Linked DNA regions of Homo sapiens: all the other regions are linked to region 3. A link is a loop called in an ENCODE intact Hi-C map of the cell type or tissue named here. Cell type or tissue: gastrocnemius medialis. All regions are shown on one strand. Region 1 has its middle 60 kb from the start of LINC03055. Region 2 has its middle 48 kb from the start of RREB1. Region 3 has its middle 43 kb from the start of LINC03055.

Region 1 (8,000 bases), 100 kb after region 3:
ATGCTAAGCCAAGATTTGAAAAAATAACTAAAATTATTCAATCATATTACTCTCATAGAATATTAACATTACATATAAAGCTTTTTTTTTTTTTGAGATGGAGTCTCACTCTGTCGCTCAGGCTGGAGTGCAGTGGCGCAATCTCGGCTCACTGCAAGCTCCGCCTCCCGGGTTCATGCCATTCTCCCGCCTCAGCCTCCTGAGTAGCTGGGACTACAGGTGCCCACCACCACGCCTGGCTAATTTTGGTATTTTTAGTAGAGACGGGGTTTCACTGTGTTAGCCAGGATGGTCTCGATCTCCTGACGTCGTGATCCACCCGCCTTGGCCTCCCAAAGTGCTGGGATTACAGGCATGAGTCACTGTGCCCAGCCTCATATAAAGCTTTTTATATGGTTGATAAATAAAATATTTTAAATTATTAAAATATTTTCTTTAAATTTTTGTTCTTATATTTCCTAATGTTTCTAAAAATTATATAGAGGCAATCATATGAAATTTATAAACAAAGCAGTATTAATGCACTAGTACCACTTGAATTTTTTCCCCCTGACAAAAATGTTTGAAGGCCACTGCTCAATTTTATAAATATTGTTTTTTTTTTTTGTCATTGTCATTCTGCTAGTCAGAATACTTTAAATTTGCTAAGTGCTTATTTCTGCTACCTTTCTGGAATGAAGATTGTTGCTCTAATTAGATGTTTGCTTCTTGTTTTTTCTTTATATATATTACACATATATGTAGTTTGCCTTATTTTCTAAACTTCAAATTTCAGCTCCTTCTTGGGGTATAGCCTTGTTTCTAACTGATTAATTTCCCCCCACTTCAACTTTTCAGTCTTTTCCATTTTCTTTTTTTTTTTTTTTTTGAGACAGAGCATCACTTTGTCACCCAGGCTGGAGTTAAATGGCGCTATCTTGGCTCACTGAAACTTCTGCCTCCTGGGTTCAGGTGGTTCTCGTGCCTCAACCACCTGAGTAGCTGGGACTACAGGTGTGTGCTACAGCGCCCATCTAATTTTTGTATTTTTTTAAGTTGAAATGAGGTTTCACCACATTGTCCAGGTTGGTCTCGAACTCCTGACCTCAAGTGATCTGCCCGCCTTGGCCTCCCAAAGTGCTGGGATTACAGGCGTGAGACATGGTGCCTGGTCTTTTTTTTCTTCTTTCTGTCCAATTTGTGTGTTAGGTTCAGGGAGTACATATGCAGGTTGGTTACTGGGTAAATTGCATGTCACAGAGGTTTAGTGTACAGATTATTTTGTCACCCACATAATGAACATAGTACTAGATAGGTAGTTTTTTGATCCTGACCCTTCTCCCAGCCTCTACTCTCAAGCAGTCCCTCCCTCCCTTCCTCCCTCCCTCCCTTCCTTCCTTCCTTTCTTTCTATCTTTTTGTCTGTCTTTTTGGAGTCTCGCTCTGTTGTCCAGGCTGGAGTGCAGTGGCGTGATCTCGGCTCACTGCACCCTCCCCTTCCCAGGTTCAAGCGATTCTCCTGCCTCAGCCGCCCAAGTAGCTGGGACTATAGGTGCCAGCCACCACGCCTGGCTAATTTTTTGTATTTTTAGTGGAGACGGGGTTTCACCGTGTTAGCCAGGATGGTCTCCATCTCCTGGCCTCGTGATCCGCCCACCTTGGCCTCCCAAAGTGCTGGGATTACTGGCGTGACAGGGTCTGGCTCTATCACCCAGGCTGGAGTACAGTGGCTCAATCTCAGCTCACTGTATCCTTGACCTCCTAGGATCAGTTGATCCTCCCACCTCAGCCTCCGGAGTAGCTGGGATTACAGGCACGTGCCCCCATGCCTGGCTAATTTTTGTGTTTTTTGTAGAGACAGGGTTTCACCGTATTGCCCAGGCTGGTCTCAAACTCCCAAGCTCAAGCGATCCACCCGCCTCGGCTTCCCAAGGAACTGGGATTACAGGCATGAGCCACCACACCCGGCCTCCTTTTTCTTTCACAATATTCCTTTTAAACAATGCAAAACTTGTGTTTTGCATTCTACTTTAAGCATGCCGGGTCGTCTCCTGCCGGGTGGGGAGCCCCCTCTGTCTTCCCTTCTGTGCTCCCACTTTCTGCCTTACCCCGCTGGGTTGCTGGCTTCAGACCTCTCTCCTTCTCTCTTTTCCCTTTCTCTTCTCTCTCCTCTGTCCATTATTCCCACTCCCCTCCGGAACACAATCCAATCTCTCAGGAGTATCTGCGGTGGGAGGAGCATCACAGGGAAGTAGCTGGGACTCATTGATCCAATCTCTCAGGAGTATCTGTGGTGAGAGGAGCATCACGGAGAAGTAGCTGGGACTCACTGATTTCTGCTTCCCTGGTTGGGGCAGTGATGCCCAGCCGGGCGCATAAAACAAAACTGGGCCTCCCGGCTCCCAGCACCACTGGTCAATGGCAGCACTGTGGCCCTAAGCCCCACCCTCAGGCCTTGCTGGGTCCAGCCATCCTGAGCTCAGTGCTCTCACGCTTTTCCCGAGAGATCGTGGAGACCAGTAGGAAATAGCAGAGAAAAACTGAAGTTATTAGTTACGTATGGGAAAATTCGTAGCTGTCTTGTGGGAGGCAGATAATGAGGGACATTTGGATCTTCCAATGTGGGGTCTAAACTTTGTAAATCTCAGGCAAGGCATTGGCTTAGTGGATTAAAATGGAAACCTAAAGGCACCTTGTTACCACGCTGTTTGCTGTAGGGCAGAAAGCAGCGTGCGTCAGGCCAGCTCTGGGTCTCTGCCAAAGGGTTTCATTTCCTGAACCACTAAAACCATTTCCCTTTGAGGGCTGCCCTGTGCCCCAAGCCCCAGCACAGAGCTACAAACAGAGGCTCCAAGGCCAGTGCCCCTCTGGCCACACCTGCCAGTGGAGAATCTGTCCCCATTAGGGGCTTCCTGTGCCCTGCCACAGAGCATCCCCCATTCGCCTGTACAGTCCCTTTCCCCATCTACAGCCTTATGACACTGCCTATCAGCGTCCACAGTCACTGTGTGTGCCGGGGTGGCTGGCTGCAGTGAGAGGCCTGCAGGGGCCCACAGCCATCTGGAGTAGAGGCCAGGTCCTTGGACCTACTTGGAGGAGCCACATTTGGTGGTGTGTCCTTTTGGGATTGTCATCCCTCAGTCTCAGGAGCATGGACGGTCTGACTCACTGCCTGCAGCACACCACGTGGGTAATCTGAGTGCCCGCCGGGCGGGTAGCTGCAGCCCCTGAGCCAGGGCTGCTCTGTTTTTATTCAACTGTTAACACGTCTCAGCTCTTCTTCAATATCAAAATGTTTTCCCATGAACACCGAGTGTAGCATTTTCCCTGTCTTATCGGCCCTAGCAACCAGGAGCCTGGTTTCCAGGAAAGCAGCCACTCGATCCAACCTGGAGAGATCCATTCCCACTCCACTGTTAAGAGCTGGGGCATAAATGCCCAGCAACTGCCGTGGCATTTATGCCCCAGCTCTCAACAGCAGAGTGCGTTTTTTTTTTGTTTTTTTTTTGTTTGTTTGTTTGTTTTTTAGCGGTGGCCACATGATGTCATTCCTAACTGGCCAGCCTTCCTTCTCCCCCGACTCAATGCAGCCCTCATGTCCTCGCAGTCCAGATGCTGGTTTGCAGAATGCTGGGAACACTTTGGGCTCTTTTGTAGGGGGTCAATTTTCTTTGGGTCTCAAAATATCCCTAGTCCCCTAATCCCGTTCCTGGGTTGAGAATGAGTGGTTTGGGCTCCAGAAATGCACACCTGATTGCTGAGAAGCTCTGGCTGGGCTTGCTGGGTAGCCCCAAGAAAGACTTTTTTCTTCCAAGGCGTTCCCTCCTCCCTGCTGTGAAATGGAACACCTTTTGTCTGAATCCCACTTCCTTCGGTGCTGACATGCAACTGTTAGGTGTTTCCCATGCCTGGCAATCACCCTAAGCGCGAAGCTTGGGGGTGCTTTGGTGATCCATGAAAAGGCTGGCAGGCATGTCTTGTGATAGGAAGAGGTTCTGTTTATAACCATATATGTCTCCCCAAGAGAGCTGATAAATAATGTGCTCACTCTGGCAGGGTTGTCTTTCCATAGCTGCCCAGGGGCCCTTTGGCCCCCACTGGCTGCTTCTCCTATTTCAATTTCCATGTCCTCTCGGTTTTGTAACTCAAGGAGCGCCCCTGGCTTAGGAACAGCTGACAACTCCACAGCTCCCAGCAGTGGCACCTGGAGAAGGGGCGGATGGGCACTGACTTGTGGGCGTGCTCTGGGGCACCCTGTCCCCGGCTGTCATGAGTCATTTGCAAGGTGAGCCAGGATGTAAGCTGTGAGGGTGGAGAACGTTTGGTGCAGACCCAGGGCATCTGGCAGGGCCGTGTGGGTGAGTTGTGAGATGGGGAAGAGCATTGCTCCCAGGAGAATCCCACAGACAGCCCTGCCACCACATCCTGATTTTCCATCTCCATCCCTCCACAGAGATGGGGCCAGCCGCACATTTGGGGGCCATTCCCGGCTAGACTCCACTCACATTGCTGAATCAGAGAGCTCAAAGGACCTTCAAAAACCCATCAAACCCAAGCTTTTTATGTTGCAAATGAGGAAACTGAAGCCCAGAGAAAGAGTAATTGTCCCAAATCAGTGTAGGAACCTAACTCCTGTCAGAGCTGTCCCTCCACAGCAGGAGAACTCAGGGGCTGCCCCCACCCCGCGTGTCCTGAGCCTCCACACCTGCAACAGCGGGAGGCGAGCACAGGCTGGTACAGGTGCTGAGGGTGAGTGGGGCGATCAACTGGAGGCAACAGAAGTCATCAGTTTCATCATCATGGTGGGTCCCTGTCCTCTCTTGCTCTGCTGACCCCTCCTGCTGCACTTCCCTGGCCCCTTCCAAAAGCAGTGGCTTTTCCTTCTGGGTTGATGTAAATCCTTCGCTGCTTTAGCCCCAGGAGAGGGACCAGCTGATCCAAGCTAGGGTGGCTGTGAAGAACACAGTGGGGCTGCTCCTGCCTCCAGCTGCCCTGTCATGATGGAGCACCTGGGGTGCAGGGAGCAAAGGGCCGTCCCAGCACAGCCTGCCATCTCCAGGGTGGCTGGCGATGGCTGTGCACGACCATGGCCAAGAAGCTGTTAGGCTCTGATGATCCCGTCACTGAGCGTAGGAGTGGGAATTTCTGAGAAAGCCCCTAAAGGTGGCAGCATGGACAAAAGCTTCTCCCTAGCTTCAAGGGGCATCTTTCCTCAGAGCTGTGGAATGCCACGCATCTGTTTATCTCCCCAGAGTGCCTGCCTGCCGACTGTCTACCTCTGATTTCTCCGTGGGCTCAGCATGCCATTGGCATTTAATCCATTTGAAAAAATAGTAACGTCCAAGCCACCGACCTTCACATAAAGGCCTTGGAGACCCCTGCCAGTGTGTCTTCTATGTGGGGACTGATTGATCCCTGCCAGATAGCCCAGTTGGAAAGGGTAAAAAGAAACAGGACCCCAGTGCCAGGAGCAAGGGACCCGTGGGCCACCGAGCAGGTAGTGGAGTTTGCCCTGCACTCGGCCAGGACTCAGAGGTCACAATAACATGGAACTGGGCCAGGGACTTTGCCGGAGGTGATTAGATGTTTGGCATTTCTGAACCAAAGGCCATGACTTTTGCTCCCACATTTCTGATTCTGTGAACAGGCTGTGCCTCCCCCCAGATTGCCAGGGTTTCTGTCCTCTTCCTGCCAAGGAGTGTCAGGTGTGCTGGTGGATTGGACATTTCAAACCCAAGCATCAGGCTGAAGCTGGGGCCCTCTGTCCCCCTCTGTCTCTTGTCTGTCCCTCAAAGAATCTGTTCCACCATTGTTTGGCCAAGACTTCCCTGTCTGGTGGTTAAGAACTGAGGGACTGGGGTTTTCCAGCCAGTCTGCATCTGTGAGGTTTGTCTTCTTCCTTTTTCTAAAAACTGTGAGGCCTGGTCAGTGGAGTCTAGGCAAAATGCTCTTTTCAGCTAGCACTCTCTCTTTCTCTCTCTCTCTCTCTGCCGCCTTCTTCTTCTTCTTTCTCTCTCTCTGCCTCCTCCTCCTCCCCCTCCTCCTCCTTTTCTTCTTCTTCTTCCTTCTCTTTTTTCTTCCTCCTCTTTTCTTCTTCACAAGCTGTCTATAACTTACTTAATCTCCCCACTGAGCCGATTTTAAAAAAGAATATTTTGTAGAGATGGAGTCTTGCTGTGTGGAACAGGCTGATCTTAAACTCCTGGTCTCAAGGGATCTTCCTACCTCAGCCTCCCAAATTGCTGGGATTACAGGTGTGAGCTACTGTGCCTGGCTTGAACTGATTAAGTTCGGGTAGTTGAGATTTGGAGAGAATAAGGAAGTGGCCAGGGGTGGTGGCTGGCAGGTGGACAAGCCCAGGTGTGATTTCCAGGACTTGATGCTGACACCTGTGGAGGAAGGCTCACCATGAGACGAATGCTGCGAGGATGCTGGATGCACTTCTTCCCTTTTTATCTCTCCAGCGGCCCCGTGAGGAGGTAGCCATTGCTATCCCTGTTTTAGATGATGAAATTGAGGCTCAGAGAAGTTAAGTACCTTCCAAAATCGTCAGGTGGGTTTCTGAGCCATTGTTATAGCAGCAAAAGATATTTTCAGGCATCCTGGACATTGTGGATGACTGGATTGTTAGAGTGACCGTCCGTTCAGGTTGGTCCTCAGCCTTGGGCAAGCCTGGAGGGCTGGTCACCCCATTAGGTGCCCCTTCATGTCTTCCTCTTCTTTTCCCACTGTGAACCTATTGCTTTGATCTTCACAGCAATGCGCTGTTATTTGAGTGGTACCCTTGGGAAATGTAGACAGAGCTCTGGGAGCAGAGGGCAGAACCCAAATCCAGGAGTTGTGAGGATTACAGGAGCAAAATTCTTTGCACAGTGCTGGGAAGGCACGAATGCTCAGTACGTGGTGGTTCTTGTTAGTAGCACAATATGGTCTGGAGGGTGGAAGAAAAGAGGGAAACTGGGAGCAACTGCAGAATTAGGCATCAGGTGCCATGGAAGCAGAATGGCTCCATTTGTTGAGCTCCTGTTCAGGGCGGGCATTCTTTCACTTTCCTGGCTGGCATCCTCATGGCTGTGACTAGGTCTGGGAGGCAGGATGGAGGCCACAGTTTCCAGGTGAGGACAGCCAGGCACCTGCCCAAGCCAGGATGGGGTGGAGCAAGAATATGAATTCACCTTGGTCAGACTCCAAAGCGCTGATTTTAATATTGAAACCCAGCTGTCTTTTGGGGGAAAGGGGATGGGGAAAAGACACAGTCAGGAGGGACTCTGAAAGAACACAAGGCAGGGAGGCAGGAAGAAGCAGAGGGAGAAGATGGAGTCTCTGTGGGAACTGGGGAGTGTGAAGGGGTTTCCAGCCAGAGTTTTAAAGAATGGCCTCAGTGCACTGAGCATTCCTATGTGCAAGGCATATCTCTGTGGTTTCACACATATCAACAGTTTCAAGCCTCCCCCCAAATCCTATGAGGTTGGTAGTATTGTCATCATCACCACACCATCATCATCACCATCATCACCACCATCATCACCATCACCATCATCATCACCACACCATCATCATCACCACACCATCATCATCACCATCATCACCACCATCACCATCATCACCATCACCATCATCACCATCATCGTCACCACCACCATCATCACCACCATCATCACCATCACCACCACCACAACTATCGTCATCATCACCACCACCATCACCACCATCATCATCACCACCATCATCACCACCATCATCATCACCATCATCACCACAAATATCAACACCACACCATCATCATCATCATCACCACTATCATTATCACCATCATCTCCATCTTACAAATGAGGAAAGTGAGGCACAGAGGGGTAAAGAAACTTGTCCAAGATCACACAGCTACTAAGTGATGCAGCTGGATTCAAATTTGTCTTACGGTTAAGTAAGGATGAAAGGACCTTCTCCTTCTCCTTCTCCCTCTTCCCCCTCCTCCCCCGTCATCATGTCCTCTTCCTCCTCCTCCTCCTTTTAAAAAGATAG
Region 2 (8,000 bases), 130 kb before region 3:
TCTGGCCAACATGGTGAAACCCCATCTCTACTAAAAATACAAAAGATTGGCCAGGCATGGTGGTGGGTGCCTGTAATCCCAGCTACTTGGGAGGCTGAGGCAGAAGAATCGCTTGAACCCGGGAGGCAGAGGTTGCAGTGAGCTGAGATTGTGCCACTGCACTCCAGCCTGGGCAACGAGAGCGAAACTCCGTCTCAAAAACAACAACCACCACCACCAAAAAAAACCATGGTTACAACGGCAAATGTTGTTATATATATTTCGCCACAATAAAATAGTTTTTTAGAAAGGACAAAGTAAAAATACAAATAGAGGTTATAATATTTTCTTCTCACACTCCAGTGGGTCACCCTGCATGCTATGGGGCAAGGAGATGAGAAGTTTCCAAAGCCAAACCCAAAATTAATGAATCGGATGTGGGGTAGAGGGAATACTGCAGAAGATAAAAATGTCTGAGGCTTGGTAATGCCTAAAACTGAAAAAGAATCTTATTTTTAGGTCTAAAGGAAGGAGGACGCTTTTCTGTAACCTTTCCGCAGAGCTAAATACAGACCATCTGGAAGGTCTCAGCATCCCTCACACCACAGACCCAGAGACCTGAGCCACCTGAATCGCTGCACAAACACCAGGAGAGCCCTCAGCACTCCTAGTCCCAAGCACTCGTTATTAGCACACTTGCTCCCTCACTGCAAGGGCCCAGGTAGTGCCTTACAAAACATACCGTGCGCTTTTTCAGTCGCTTTATGGTCTCAGGTAAGACCCAAGTCCAACTTAAAATACTCCTTTTCAAAGCTGTTTTCAAAGTCATTTTCATCACTTTTCCCTCCTCTGGCTCAAGAGCATCAATCATGGTGAAAAGTGACAGGAAATAATAAAAAGATTAACAGCTCAACATCAAGAAGGACCTACACTGCCCGTGCTGAAAGTGTCAAATATGAGGCTGGCTGAGGACCAAGGTAATCAAAAGTAGAATAGACATGAGTTTGAGGGCTACGCTGACATTTCAGGAGGCAGAAAGTCCTGTTAAACACAGCCATGACAAAGCAAAGGGCCGCCACTGTAGAACAATGTATTTCTGTACCAGCATGCAATACTTAAATTTCCTGTTTGTGATCACAGAATTTCACTGTAAAAATAGGCTTCCACAGATTGATAAATATTTTGATTTTAAATGAGAGCATTTTTCAATTAAAATGTAAGATCTCAGCTTTATAATAAAAGTTAAAATTAAGATATGCTGGACTCTCAGAGCCATCTCAACTTGTCTTTTCTATATAGATTTGTGATGCAGAAATATGAATCAGCTGCCCCTTTCCTTCAGCAATTCCACTGAAACTCGTGACTATACTGCACTGGGAAGGACAAACATATTCTAGAACTGCAATATAAAATAGTTGATTCATACCTTTCAAATTGCTAGAGTGACTGTACCTTATTTTTTAAACAACTTTTTTAAAAAAATTGAGATGTGGTCTCACTGTGTTGACCAGGCTGGTCTCGAACTCCTGGCCTCAAGTGATCCTTCCATTTCGGCCTCCAAAAGTGCTGGGATTATAGGCGTAAGCCTTCATGCCCGGCCTTATTAAAAATAACTATGACTTCCAAATCAAGCCTTTAGAGAGAACTCTCATTTGAAATACCGTATGTCTATGCTATTGTAGTACAAAGTATTCACATATCTGTGTAAAGACTGCTTGTAAACAGATTCCAGTAAGTTTTATGGAATGGAGTGGGAGGCAAGGTTGTGAATATGTAGGTATCATACAGCATAAACAATCTCCTGAGTTCTTAACAAAGCTCTAGATTGCCTATGCTGGGTATGGTTCTACCATTGAGAACTCTTCCACTAATTCAGTCCTATCACAAAAACTTGGTTTTTAAAAGATGAGCCCTCCAAATACAGAGAAATGTGCATCATGAATATTCTTGTTTAAAAGTGTTCCATTTTAGGCCGGGCACGGTGGCTCACACCTGTAATCCAAGCAGCACTTTGGGAGGCCGAGATGGGCAGATCATTTGAGGTCAGGGGTTCAGGACCAACCCGGCCAACATAGGGAAACCCACGTCTCTACTAAAAATACAAAAATTAGCTGGGTGTGGTGGTGCATGCCTGTAGTTCCAGGTACTCAGGAGGCTGAGGCAGGAGAATTGCGTGAACCCAGAAGGCAGACATTGCAGTGAGCCGAGATCGCGCCACTGCACCCCAGCCTGGGTGACAGAGCAAGGCTCCGTCTCAAAAATAAATAAATAAATAAATAAATAAATAAATAAATAAAAGTGTTCCCTTTTAGTTCCAACACTGATATTGCTTCAAAACTCTTCTCTCAAGGCCTTCCAGCATGCTATATTTAAAAAGTTGCCAAACTGGTTTTAACACATCTTTTCAAGACTGATAAGCAAAAGTTTACTGAAGCAGTTTTGGATAAGAGAAACTCAGAATTATTCTATAAGTTTCCTCAAATCTAGCAGCACTTTTTAAATGGAGGGTTGCTAAATAAGCTATAAATTCCCAAAGCCATGAGACATATACATAGGGAAGGCATTTCTCCTTTGGTAAAACACAAACCATACCTTCTTTGGAACTGTAGCTCACATCCTGTTGGACTGACTGCCTTCAAACCTGTTTTGTAGGTATTATGAACAACTGAGTGCAAACAGTAAGTGGTTGTGAAAATAAATTTTCTAATGTGAAAAAAAAAAAAAGAATGAACTGTTAATACAGTTTGGGTTGACTAAGAACTTCAGCAAATGGCAATAATGTTTCCAATCTTTCTTGTGAATCTTAAGTAAGATTTATTCAACTTTCAAAATTCTTTCATTTAACGATGTGGTCATTTACCTGATAACAGATGTAAAGATCCCTGCCCATGTGGATTTTTTTGGCCACTGATATCCATATTTTCGTATATAATAATAAGCTGTCTTTCACTAGGAAAACAATGGCAAATATCACCTACTTTCAGTGTCTGTCAAGAGAATATTTTCATACAGTATAGAAAAACAAAGTGGAAACTCTAGGAAATTGTGTAAATTAAAATCTGTAAATTCACAGTTGACTGGATGTCTCCTCTCATTGTATACTCACAGGTTCAAGAAAACTTGAACATCTGTATCAAGATGCTAGCACTAGGCTGGACCTGGTGGCTCACACCTGTAATCCCAGCACTTTGGGAGGCTGAGGCAGTTGAATCCTTTGAGGTCAGGTGTCTGAGACCAGTTTGGCCAACATGGTGAAACCCCATCTCTACTAAAAGTACAAAAATTAGCTGGGCATGGTGGCGGGCACCTGTAGTCCCAGCTACTCAGGTGGCTGAGGCAGGAGAATTGCTTGAACCTGGGAGGTGGAGGTTGCAGTGAGCCGAGATCACGCCACTGCACTCTAGCCTGGGCGACACAGCAAGACTCTGTCTCAAAAACAAACAACAACAAAACAAGATGCTAGCACTACTTCTGGCTTTTTTTTTTTTAAGACCTTGGCCTCCCAAAGTGCTGGCATTACAGGTGTGAGCCACCGCACCCAGTCTTTTTTTTTCGAGACGGAGTCTTGCTCTGTCACCCAGGCTGGAGTGCAGTGGTGCAATCTCAGCTCACTGCAACCTCCACTTACCGGGTTCAAGTGATTATCCTGCCTCAGCCTCCCCAGTAGCTGGGGTTACAGGTACACACCACCACTCCCGACTCATTTTTGTGTTTTTAGTAGAGATGGGTTTTCACCATGTTGGGCAGGCAGGTCTCGAACTCCTGACCTCGTCATCTGCCAGCCTTGGCCTCCCAAAGTGCTGGGATTACAGGCATGAGCCACTGCACCTGGCCTATTTCTGGCTTCTTAAAGCCATCTCAAGCACCAGATTGTCTTTTTCCTCTGTACTGATTAAAATTAGTTACTGTGAAAGGACAGACTCAGGCAAGCCTGTCCTACAAGAAAAACATTCTATGTGCCTTCTCTTAGGATAGAATACAAATGCTGTGTTTGCACATAAAACTATTTTCTTTCATGTATAGTTTTTTTTTAATAACTCTGGGTTTCATTTTCTGACATTTTTAGAATACTTCCTTATATTCTAAATGGATTTTTAAAAACCTAGATTCTCCCGCACAACAATGTGAATACACTTAACACTACTGAACTGTGTGCTTAAAAATGGTTCAGATGGTAAATTATTTTATTTTATTTTATTTTTTGAGATGGAGTCACGCTCTGTCGCCCAGGCTGGAGTACAGTGGCATGATCTTGTCTCACTGTGACCTCTGCTTCCCGGCTTCAAGCCATAATAATAAATTTTACATGTATACTTTCCCACAATTAAAAAAACCCCACTAGACTCTATCAACTTCCACTGTTTATTGGGTAGGGGTGGAGCAATAACAAAATGACCCACCCTTGGCTTCAACAGTTAGAGACTTAGAAAAATGGACAGCTTGAATTCTGTGTATGTGATGCTGGAGTCGGGTATGGGGTGTGGGGTGTGGTGTGATCCTACCCCTCAAACCCTCCACCATCAATTTTAAACATTCATTTCCGCCTGCTCATTCACCAGGCATGTAATAATATAGACAGGTGAATTCGTCTCTTTACAGCTTATAAACCAAATGGGAAAATGAAGAGCAAATGATAATTGTAGGCAGATCATCAGCATCAAACTAATTCAAAGCTGGCTGTGACAACGTGTGTAACTGCTGCTCCACAGGACAGACATTTGTCTTCTGACAATAAAGAAAGAAACATATACCTAGAGAGCCAGGTATTCCTTGAGAAAGGTGTTCATACTCATCACCTTTTAGAAATCCCCCTCCAAGTTTCTGACAATCCATCTATCTCTAAACTAGAAACATTTGTGGGTTTGGAGCCTGCAGCCTGCCTGGCCTTACCTCTGACTACTCAGCTCCCTTGAAGAGGATCAGCCAGCCTACTCCTGAGAGTACTGCCAAATACCACACCCTGGGTCTGTGTATCCAAAGGTACAGGAAGTGGTCTGTCCAATGCCTGGGTGATTGCATCATTCCAACAAGCTTCAATGTACAAAGTTTGAGTCACTCTCCACTCTCCACATAGCTCTTCAACCCAAATCTCCTTCCAGCCTAGCAGCAGGGCAGAGGACTTCTGACACATCCCTCCACTCTTTCAGACCAGTGCTAAATTTGGAAAGCAGCAGGTCATCTGGATAAAAACAACTTTGAGCACCACTATCAATGACCGTCCATCATATACAAAAGCAAAAGGACAGGTTGAAACGAACTCATAAAAAGTTTGAGCTCTTTCTCTCCCTGGGAGAGACATAGGAGGTCTCACGGGAAGGTCTCAGGCTCTACAACAAACTAGCTAAGAAACTGGTTCCCCAAAATGATCCATACCGGAGTGACCTGTAAAGCTTATTAAAAATACAGACTGGCTGGGCACGGTGGCTCATGCCCATAATCCTGGCACTTTGGGAGGCCCAGGCGGGTGGATCACTTGAGGTCAAGAGACGGAGACCAGCCTGGCCAACGTGGCGAAACCTTGTCTCTACTAAATATACAAAACTTAGCTGGGCATGGTGGCACGCGCCTGTAGTCCCAGCTACTCGGGAGGCTGAGGCAGGAGAATCACTTGAACCCAGGAGGTGGAGGTTGCAGTGAGCCGAGATCGCGCCACTGCACTCCAGTCTGGTGATAGAGCGAGACTCTGTCTCAAAAAAAAAAAAAAAAAAAAAATGGACTGCTGGCCCAGGAGATTCTGGTGCAACAACTATGTGGTGCGGCCTCTTAATCTGATGAGGCAGGTTAGGGAGCCGCTGGGTTAAAGCACTTGGTTGGAACAGTGCTGAGTCAGCGTATCGGTTCTAACTAAAGCCAAGGAATGACTAACTTACACTCTATGAGGAAGGAGGACAATCTGCAAAATTACATATATATGTAATTTTATTAATACATTTACATTTATTAATGTTAATTTATATATAAATATATATTAAAAAATTTTTTTTGACAGAGTCTCATTCTGTCACCCAGGTCTGGTCTCGAACTCGTGGCCTCAACTGATCCATCCGCCTCAGTCTCCCAAAGTGCTGGGATTACAAGCATATCACTGCTCCCGGCCTGCAAAATTATATTTTGAGGCAAGTTCTAATTGTGAATGTTCCCTAAAACTAGTCCTTTGCCACCAAATTCAAATTTAGGTGCTCATTCACACGTGTGAATGATAATCACCTCTATATAGATGACTCACAGCTCTAGTTTCAGCCCTGACCCATCGATTGCCCCTAACTCACCTAAACCCAGCTACCCCTCCTAGCCTTAAATGCAAATCAACCCTTCAACCTACCTTGAACACTGGCTTCCTGTTCTCATTTCTGTTGATAGTCCCACCTCTCAAGGTCTCTCTGGATTTAAATCCTCTGTCATCTTGGACTCTTCAATCTCCTGCCTTCCACATCTAAACACTATAAAATGATGACAATTTTTCTTTCATAACAACTCACAAAGCATTGTGTTCCAAGCAATTCCCATTGATACTATCCTTGTCCAGGTCCCCTTGGTTCCCTGCAATAGCCATTCATGGCCCCTAAACTCCCACTCCAATCGGACCTATAAGATTAACTTTCCCCAAATCCAACTTTGACCATGTATTTCCCCTGCTCAAAATCCTTTCATAATTCCCTATTACCTGCATATAAGGGCCTAACACTATAATCTATCATTAAATGACAGATTTCATACATGATCCATCTCTTCTAGCAAAGCTGACCTATTCAAATTCCCCAAAGGTGTCGTGCAAATTGCTGCCTCTTGGCTTATCTCACTAGGCTTATGCCACTAGGAATGCCTCTCTCTCACTAGGTATAAAATCATGTACAGCCTTTAAGGCCTAAGTTCAAGTCCTACCATCTCCCTTTGAAGCACTTCCTGATGGCTGCCACCTAACAGCCACCCTCCCAGAACACACCCAGCACCCCGCAACATCTGAACCTTTCTTCCTTCCCCTCTCCCTTCCCTCGTTCCCTCTGCGTTCTACTTTTGACAAAGCTAAACTTGGTTCCTAGTACTCCACACAGTCCTCTTGGCCCAGCCTGCTTTGCTCTCTGGCCTTTCTGGAAGTTCCTGGGCACTTTTTGTCTGACACTTCATTGACAGTCACTCATACAGTGGCTTCCCGGCAATGTTTCCTCAAAAAGAGCAAATCTCTTATACAGAAGCAGTACAGGTTTATTACCAACATTTTAGAGAATAAATAGAAGAAGAAAAAACTTTAAAAAAACTCTTATTATTCCACTTCTCAACTCATGGAAACTTTCTTTTTTTTTTTGAGACAGAGTCTCGCTCTTTCGCCCAGGCTGGAGCGCAGTGGCACTAGCTTGGCTCACTGCAAGCTCCGCCTCCTGGGTTCATGCCATTCTCCTGCCTCAGCCTCCCCAGTAGCTGAGACTACAGGTGCCCGCCACCGTGCCCGGCTAATTTTTTGTATTTTTAGTAGAGACGGGGTTTCACCGTGTTAGCCAGGATGGTCTCGATCTCCTGACCTCGTGATCCGCCCGCCTTGGCCTCCCAAAGTGCTGGGATTACATGCGTGAGCCACCGCGCCTGGCCAACTCATGGAAACTTTCGTAAGTGAATCCATCATCTCTTTTTATGCACATTTTTTTTCACTTTTTTTTTTCTTGAGGCAGGGTCTGGCTCTGTTGCCCAGGCTGCAGTGCAGTGGTGCAATCTCCGCTCACTGCAACCTCCGCCTCCCAGGTTCAAGTGATCCTCCTGTCTCAGCCTCCAGAGTATCTGGGATTACAGGCTTGCGCCACCACCCTGGGCTAATTTTTGTATTTTTAGTAGAGAGACAAGGTTTCACCATGTTGGCCAGGCTGGTCTCCAACTCCTGAGCTCAAGTGATCCACCCACCTCAACCTCCCAGAGTGCTGGGATTATAGGCGTGAGCCACTGTGCCTGGCCTTACTGGTGTTTTTATTTAACTCTTCAACAGTTAAACTTCTTGGCCGGGTGCGGTGGCTCACGCCTGTCATCCCAGCACT
Region 3 (8,000 bases):
TTTTTATCTCTGCTCTGAACTATACATGTCCCCCATCAATCTAGAAAACAATTCCCAAAGAATTATGACATCTTTGTCCTCGCAGACGGTTCATGAGGGTTTAGGAAACACTATGTTAGCAGACGTATTCTCTGGCCCTAGTTCCTTGTGTCGTTGGTACTCACACCGCTCACATGAGTGGGGATTGACTCTCACAGCTCCTGCGTATGTGTGTGTATGGGTGTATTTGTGTGTGTATGTGTGTATGTATGTGTATGTATGTACATGTGTATGTATGTGTATGTGTGCATGTGTGTATGTGCTTGTGTATGTATGTGTATGTGTGTATTGTGTGTGCGTGTATGTGTATGTGTGCATGTATGTGCATGTGTGCATGTGTATTTGTATGTATGTGTATGTGTGCATGTGTGTATGTGCATGTGTGTGTATGTGTGTGCATGTGTGTATGTGCATGTGTGCATGTGTATTTGTGTGTATGTATGTGTATGTGTGCATGTGTGTATGTGCATGTGTGTGTATGTGTGTGCATGTGTATGTGTGCATGTGTGCATGTGTGTATGTGTGTGCATGTGTATGTGTGCATGTGTGCATGTGTATTTGTGTGCATGTGTATTTGTGTGTATGCATGTGTGTGTGTGCATGTGTGTGCGTGCGTGTGTGTGCGTGTGTGTGTATTGTGTGTGTGGGTGTGTATGTGTTTGTGTGTGTGTGTGTGTGTTTACAAACACAGAGAGGCTGAAAATGAAATGCATCCAACAGCAAGTAGACATTTGCTCAAGACCCCTTCTTTGTCATCACACTCCTCTCTGCAAAAATAGAGCCACTGGCCAGTACCCCTATTTAAGACACCCTTATAGTGAATGAACTCTACACTAGCCTCACCTTTTTACCAGAAATATAAGTAACTCATTAATAAATACCCCAGATCTGTTCAATTTTCTTTCTTTTTTTTCACCCTATTACTACAGACACAGTGTTAACAATTTTCTTATTTCTCAAGCACCTACCTGATTCTTTGCCATTCCAAACAATTAAATATTTTTATATCAACATTTGCCTTTCTTGCTCTCTTTTTAAAACTTAATACCCCGAACCCCCTTTAAAACCCTCTGTGCCTTAGTCTTGCCACACAGACGAGAAAAGCGCCAGGTTCAGAGACTGTGCAGGATAGGAACAAAGCTGTCTGCTGAACCATCTGCCTTTTCTTAGCTGTAGAAAAAGAGAGGATTTACAGGTTTAGAAGGAGATTATTTTTCACAGCTTCCAGGCTACCAATATTCTATCCTTGTTTGCAAAATTCCCCCCACAGGTTGAGCAAGTCACTGTGACCTCTACAGAGAAGAAATGCCCCTGAGATGCACTCTCATTTGGAAAGATTCTAAAAAATACAGTTTGGAACTTCCGGGTTTGCCCCAGCCATGTGCAGTCCTGTTTGTGCTTCTCTCCTCCGTGCTAGGAACCTCCACCTTGACTCCCTATTTCTAGCAAACAGAAGGACCGCTGCTGCCTTCCATGAAAGGCATTCTATATCAGAGAGGGGCACGGAGGAAAGGGAATAAAACAAAAGTGAAGTCAATTTGCATTCAGATGTTGGCATTAAGTATTAATAGGGCTTGGGGTGAGGGTAGTTTCTCTTTTATTCATGCTCAGGTTGCCATGGCTGTCTGGGTTTCCAGGGATGGCAGAGGGGGATGGTGAAAAGGAGGAAAGGGCTACTGAGCCTTCGTGGAGCTGTTCAAGGTCAGAGCCTCACCCTGTGCCCTGACACTGTGGCCCAGATGGCTGAGAGCGAGTTCAAGGAACTGAAAGATGCAGAAGTTTCCAGCACAACCAGAGAATATCTGATTGGCTTCTCTTTAACTGATAAAGACCCTTGTGCTTTAAAAACAATACCCTGGCCAGGCATGGTGGCTCATGCCAGTAATCCTAGCACTTTGGGAGGCTGAGGTGGGAGGATCACTTAAGGCCAGGAGTTTGAGACCAGCCTGCGCAACACAGTGAGACCCCCATCTCTAAAAATAATAACTAACAAAAAATAAAAAAAAACAGCAATAACCCAAGCTTAGGCTCAAGAGGGAATATCAGCAGAGAGATAGGAAAGTGAAGAGTGGTACCATGGGATGGCCCAAGTTCAGATACCCTTTGAAGGCAGGGCTGGAGACTGTGTTCGATTGGGAATGGGAGAGGCCCTGTCCTCAGCCTGTGGAGCCACTGGCCCCTGTGCTTTCTTGTTCTAATTCACAGAACCAGGAAAGAGGAGAGGGTGGGATGGGAAGGGCTGGCACCCCTGCTGCATCCACCTCTAGCCTTTGGAAGGCGATCAGGAAGCTGTGCTGATGGTACTGGACGGGCAGCTGCTGACTGAGGAAGCGATGGCTCTGTGCCCAAGGTGGGCTTTGTGACCAGGGGAAGTCCTTTCCAGAGGAAGCCCTTGAAGCCAAGTATCCTATAAGGGGAGGATTCTGTGTCTTCTTTTTCTTACTTTCCTTTTTTGAGAAAGCCTCTAGACTCGTACCACCCGAGTCACTGTTTATTTAGCGCTCTTGCAAGGCTGGCTCTTGTCACCCGTGTCTGAGCCTGTCCCTGCATTAGCCTCTTCCAGGGAAGCCTGGAAATTTCCATCACTCCTCTCTAATGCAACCCTACTCTGCCCCAGCCAGACTGCCCTGGGAATGTGTTAGCTTGACAGCAGAGAGCAGTCGTTCTCATTCTTGACTGCTCACTTGAAGCACCTGGATGGATTTTAAAAGTTCAGATGCCCAGATGATACATGGTGCAGTCAAATCAGAATCTCTAGGGGTGGATCCCAGGCTCGGGAGTTTCTAGAACTCCCCAGGGTGATTCCAATGGCTGCCAAGCTTGAGGGTCAGCATGGGGCTTCTGAGTGCATCCAGATTGCCTGGACTCGATTCTCATCTCTGCCACTGGTACTAGTCTTGGCCCAGTTATTTTCCACGTCTGCCACAGTTTCCTCATCTGTAAAATGCAAATCATAACGGTACCAATAGCATATAGCATTAGTATGAGGATTAAATAAGTTAATATGTGCTACGGGCTTGGAAAGTGGCTGGCACAGTCAGTGCTCTAAGTGTTTGCCGTGTGTGATGCCAGGGAGCACATCTTAAGAGGGACTTGGGCAAGAGGAACAGGCAGGGGACAGAACCTGAGGATGTGTCTCACGAGCAGAAGTGTAAAGACCTGGAGGTGTATTTCTCCTGGAAAGGAGGAGGCTTTGTTGAGATAGGATGGTCATCTTCAGATTCCTATCAGATGGGAAAGAAATGACGCTTGTTCTGCATGACTGTGGAGGAAAGAACAAGGATTCAGTAGCGAAGAGTTTCCAGCAGAGCCATTCATTCACTCTGCAGTGAGATGGACAGTGTCAGGAGGAGTGACTTCCCAGGCTCTGGGATGTTCTAGCAGCATTGCGTCAGTTTTTGGTGGAAAGGTTATAGGAGGAATCGGAATGGAACGGAAGGACTTTCAAGGCCTTTTCTAGCCCATGCCTTGCATGTACTGAGCAGTGCTAAATGTTAGTTGTTATGAAATGCTGTCTTGAAGTGGGCAAGGCCTGGCAGGGGATGGTGGTGGAGGCTATCATTGAGTCTAAAACTGTGTCCAAGAGAGTACTAGGCTGAGCATGGAGGCTCAAGCCTGTAATCCCAGCAATTTGGGAGGCTGAGGTGGGAGGATCGCTTGAGCCCAGGAGTTTGAGATCGCTTGGGCAACACAGTGACAGCCCATCTCTACAAAAAATAAAAAAAATTAGCCAGGTTTAGCGGGGAGCAACCGTAGCCCTGGCAACTTGGGGGAGGCTGAGGGTGGAGGATCCCTTGAACTCAGAAGTTGAAGGCTGTAGTGAGCCATGATTGCACCACGGCACTGCAGCCTAGGCAACAGAGGAAGGCCTTGTCTCAAAAAAAAAAAAAAGAAAAAAAGAGAAGACCAAGGTCAAATGAGGTGGAGTCAAACCTGTTCTCAAATTGAGGGGTGAACACGGGGGCTGGGGTTGGAACCTGGCCCGTGCAGGCATTGGAGAGGAGCCAGTTAAGACGCCTGCCTAGGCCGGGCGCGGTGGCTCACGCCTGTAATCCCAGCACTTTGGGAGGCCGAGGCGGGCGGATCAGGAGGTCAGGAGATCGAGACCATCCTGGCTAAAACGGTGAAACCCCATCTCTACTAAAAATACAAAAAATTAGGTGGGCGTGGTGGTGGGCACCTGTAGTCCCAGCTACTCGGGAGGCAGAGGCAGGAGAATGGCGTGAACCTGGGAGGCGGAACTTGCAGTGAGCCAAGATCGCGCCACTGCACTCCAGCCTGGGCGACAGAGCGAGACGCCGCTCAAAAAAAAAAAAAAGACACCTGCCTAGGGGTGAGTATCGGGCTTCTGCTGTGAGGAGGGGTCGAGATACCTACAGGCCCTCTACTGTTAGTTCTGGACACAGGATAGATGGCTGGGCTGGCTTTGTTTAAGGCATAGGGTCAAAGAAGACACTTTCTAAATCTCAAGAGCTCAGCCTTAGTAGGTTTCCACCCAGGACGTCCGTGCGCCATACCGTGCCCTGTGCCTTCTTCACTCCCTCTGGCCTCCCTCTCTGTACAGATTCCTAGCATTTTGCCTACCCTGGGGGAATTCTACCCAGCCTATTTCACTTGACTTTTCCTTTTGGCGTGGGGCAGAGACAGCACTAGTTGTGACACTATGGTATTTCACTAAAAATCAAGCCACATGTCCCTTTTACTAAGTCAGCCCCACTCTCACCCTCTAGTGTTTGCCCAGCACATGTTCAGCCACATCCCTTGTGTGAGCTTGGTGGGTGGCTTCCGCACGGCGCCTGGTCCTCATTCTGCCCCACCCCTGCTACCCTCCTCTGCAGGGCTTCAGGGTTGTGATCCTCGGTCCTACTTCTCCCTGGCTGACCTGACCCCTTCAAGCCCAGTGACCCCCTTCCCTCAGCGTCTCTGCCACTCTGCATAGCCACACCCCGTAGGAGGCTCCACCCTCCGGATGGCCATCTCGGAAATGGCTTTGTAGCCACCACCCCGTCCTTCCATGGGTCCCACTCACTCGTTCCTGCTAAGCCTCTTCTTCGCCTTTATCGCGGCCCCTGGAGCCCCTCCTTGTGTTTGGCACTGTGGACCCGTCCTGGTTGCATCTGTTCCCTCCCTCCCTCCCTTTGTGGTGAAATGATTTGGCAAAGTTCTCAAAAGCACCTCCCTTTTCTTACCCTCTTGACCTTCCCCTGTGTCTCCCTGGGCAATCCTTTCATCTACTCCTGATCCCAAAGTGCTGAATTCCACTGAAGAGATTTGTGCCCCGAAAGTAATTGGACGCCCTGCCCAGTCCTGCTGGGGACGCTCCCAGTGCCTTCAGGCATGGTCCTCTGACTCCGTTTTTAGCTCCCTATCAGATTCCCAGGACAGCTGCTCCAAATCTTTTCCACTCTCCTCCAGCCCTAACTGACCCTGCTCGTTCCCCTCTCCAGAACAGACCTCTTCACTGCATTGGCTAAGCAAACCACCCCTCCCCACTACGGAGATTGCTGACTTTTTTTTTTTTTTAATGGGGATAATTTCTCATTCTCTTTTTCTTTCATTTTGTTTTGGGGGAGAAATGTTCCTTATTCTTTCTAAGGCTAAAGCCCCCACCCTTGCTGCTAACCTTCTCTTTATTTATTTATTTATTTTTATTTTTGAGACAGGGTCTCACTGTCACCCAGGCTGGAGTGAAGTGGTGCAATCATAGCTCTCTGCAGCCTTGACCTCCCAGGCTCAAATGATCCTCCTGCCCCAGCCTCCTGAGTAGCTGGGACTACAGGCGTGAGCCACGGTGCCTGGTCTCTCTTCTTTCTCTGCGATCCTGCTCAGCTGTCACTTCTTCTCATCTTAAACCTCCTTTTCCTCTGAGCCCTGAATCTTGAGACTTTCTCTAGTTTCCTTCATCTTACAAAACAACCAGCAGCAAAGCTCTTATCTTGTTTTCCTCCTGCCTCCCTCCTTTCTCTGTCATCTTCCTCATTTTCTCAACCCCTTACCATCCGAGTTCCCCTGTCCCCATGAACTAGCCACACGGAGCTAATGTCCCTAAACTATGCCTTGCCATCTCCCCCTCCCAGGGAGGCAGCCGGCGAAGTGGAGAAAGTCCTGGCATTGGAGTCAGCCTTGCAGGGGTTCACATCTGGGCTTTGCCCCGTATGCGTTATATACTCCTGACCCTCATTTGATACATTTTTAATCTTTCCGAAGTCCAGTTCCCTCCTCTGAAAAATGGAAGCAGTGATACCTAATTTATTTGGTTGTTGTGAGTATAAATGAATTTATACTTCTAAAGTGTCCAACATACAGTTGGTGTAAAATTTTAAAAAATGATTCCCATTTATCCCTTGCTTTAGCTAATGCTGATTCCTTCATGCGGTATGCCTTTGCCTTCTTCCACGTACCTGTTGGATTTCCACCCGCCTCTCAAGGACTAGGTACTTCCTTCCCTTTTCAGCTGCTGGGCCCAAGTCCTTGAAGTTATTTTTCCCTCTGAACCTTGTTTCTCTATTGCAGCAGGTGCTGTGGTCTGCCTTGTATCAGGATCGTTGGTACATGTTTGTCTGGCCTGCATACAATCAGGAGCCTCTGGGGGCAGCGATATTGAACTCACCTTTGCATCCCTCTAGAGTACCTTTGGAGAGTCTTGCATATAACAGTTCCTCAGTGACAGCTAAATTTAAAAGAATTGCTTGCTGTGAGTATACCTTAATAATTTGAAAAACAATTCTAGCTGATTTGGTTCCCACACATGAATATACTTCCAAATCTTGTAGAGTTTACAATGAAATAGAGATTTACAATGTAAAGGTCTTCTAATGAACACCCTCAGGTCTGGCCAGATTTTGGGAGGTCCTTATGCTGCCTTGTGGACATTATTTGTCTTCAGGTTACTAAGGTCCTGTGTCGGCAAGTAGTTAAGACATTCGCTGCCTGGTGGAATTGATCACATTTCTCGTGTTAAAGGAAATGGCCAGGCTAGCAGATATCTGAGATTCCTTCCAACTTGAACGAACTATGACTCAGTGATCATGTTTAGAGTGTGATGTAATGAAGATACTCATTTGTAAAAGTGACCAAGGATGCTTCTCATGTTTGTCCTGTAATGAAAGTTCAAAAAGAAGGGTTAGGGTTAGGTTAGGGTTTAAGGTTAGGCTTGGGGGCTGTTTTCTCAAGTGCATTAGTTAATTCATTTTTTTCATGCCATCAATACTGAGCACGGACTGTGTGTGCCCAGTTTGGTGTTGGGCACTGGGAACAAGACAAGTCAAGCTCAGTCTCAGCATAACCCAGTTGGCATCTGGCACACTCTTCTTGGGAAATAGAGACAGATGCATGGAGGTGGGCCGTGGGCTGGGCGACTGCCTGGGCTTAGTGGCCAGTGTCAGAGAGGACAGTCTGGAGGGACAGTCTTCAGCAGTAGTAGCACCTGCCCCTCCTGGCAGGACCCTCCACATGGTTACTCGGGTCATGAGTCCCTGGGCTTGTCACATTATCCACAGGCCGGCTGAAATGCCTTCTGCTATACACACCACGCTTCCCTCAATTCATCTTTCAATCTGGAGGATTTACAAAGATTTATACCATTAAGAGCAAGATCTCAACAACATGCCGTATGGGGAAAACCTGTTTTGCTTCTGCCCTTATAGGTATTAGTCTGTAAGCTCTTCTGGGCAGGGACCCATTTTCTGTGTCATGGTTCTCTGTGCAAAGCTTTATTCCTTCTAAGGGCCAGGGTTTCACATGTTTGGGTCTATTCCTCTATCCAGGATTAACATGGAGGAACCATTGACCAATGGTAATTTACATTTTATATTGAGGCACGTGGGTCTGAGTCCTATCTTATATCCCCTAAGAAAACCTAAAGACAGGAGGAGTTGAGGACGCCAGTTTTTCTTAGCGTTGAGCCTGCGTCTTGCTGAGGAGCACCTGGGCTGAGATGCGCTCATCTTCCTCACAGCCTG

What was found. A loop is a pair of places that touch in the nucleus more often than their neighbours do. Peaks named below come from ENCODE experiments on the same cell type or tissue, not always from the same donor. Only the 100,000 strongest peaks of a DNase experiment are listed, where the experiment ranks them.
Region 1: it touches region 3 in a loop (4-fold over the local background); 5 of 110 quality-filtered maps call a loop at or near these places.
Region 2: it touches region 3 in a loop (3-fold over the local background); 8 of 110 quality-filtered maps call a loop at or near these places.

What each region holds. Positions count from the first base shown.
Region 1 is chr6:6,821,558-6,829,557 of GRCh38, reverse strand. No RefSeq gene overlaps it. Among named protein-coding and RNA genes, the nearest start is that of LINC03055, 60 kb to the left of the region's middle. In gastrocnemius medialis, no CTCF peak of the experiment used is centred here; DNase peaks (open chromatin) are centred at 3,087 and 4,217; H3K4me3 peaks cover 1,011 bases; H3K27ac peaks cover 6,042 bases.
Region 2 is chr6:7,055,573-7,063,572 of GRCh38, reverse strand. No RefSeq gene overlaps it. Among named protein-coding and RNA genes, the nearest start is that of RREB1, 48 kb to the left of the region's middle. In gastrocnemius medialis, no CTCF peak of the experiment used is centred here; DNase peaks (open chromatin) are centred at 4,992, 5,439 and 5,775; H3K27ac peaks cover 5,085 bases.
Region 3 is chr6:6,925,024-6,933,023 of GRCh38, reverse strand. No RefSeq gene overlaps it. Among named protein-coding and RNA genes, the nearest start is that of LINC03055, 43 kb to the right of the region's middle. In gastrocnemius medialis, a CTCF peak has its summit at 4,774; DNase peaks (open chromatin) are centred at 4,913, 5,423 and 7,413; H3K4me3 peaks cover 851 bases; H3K27ac peaks cover 6,615 bases.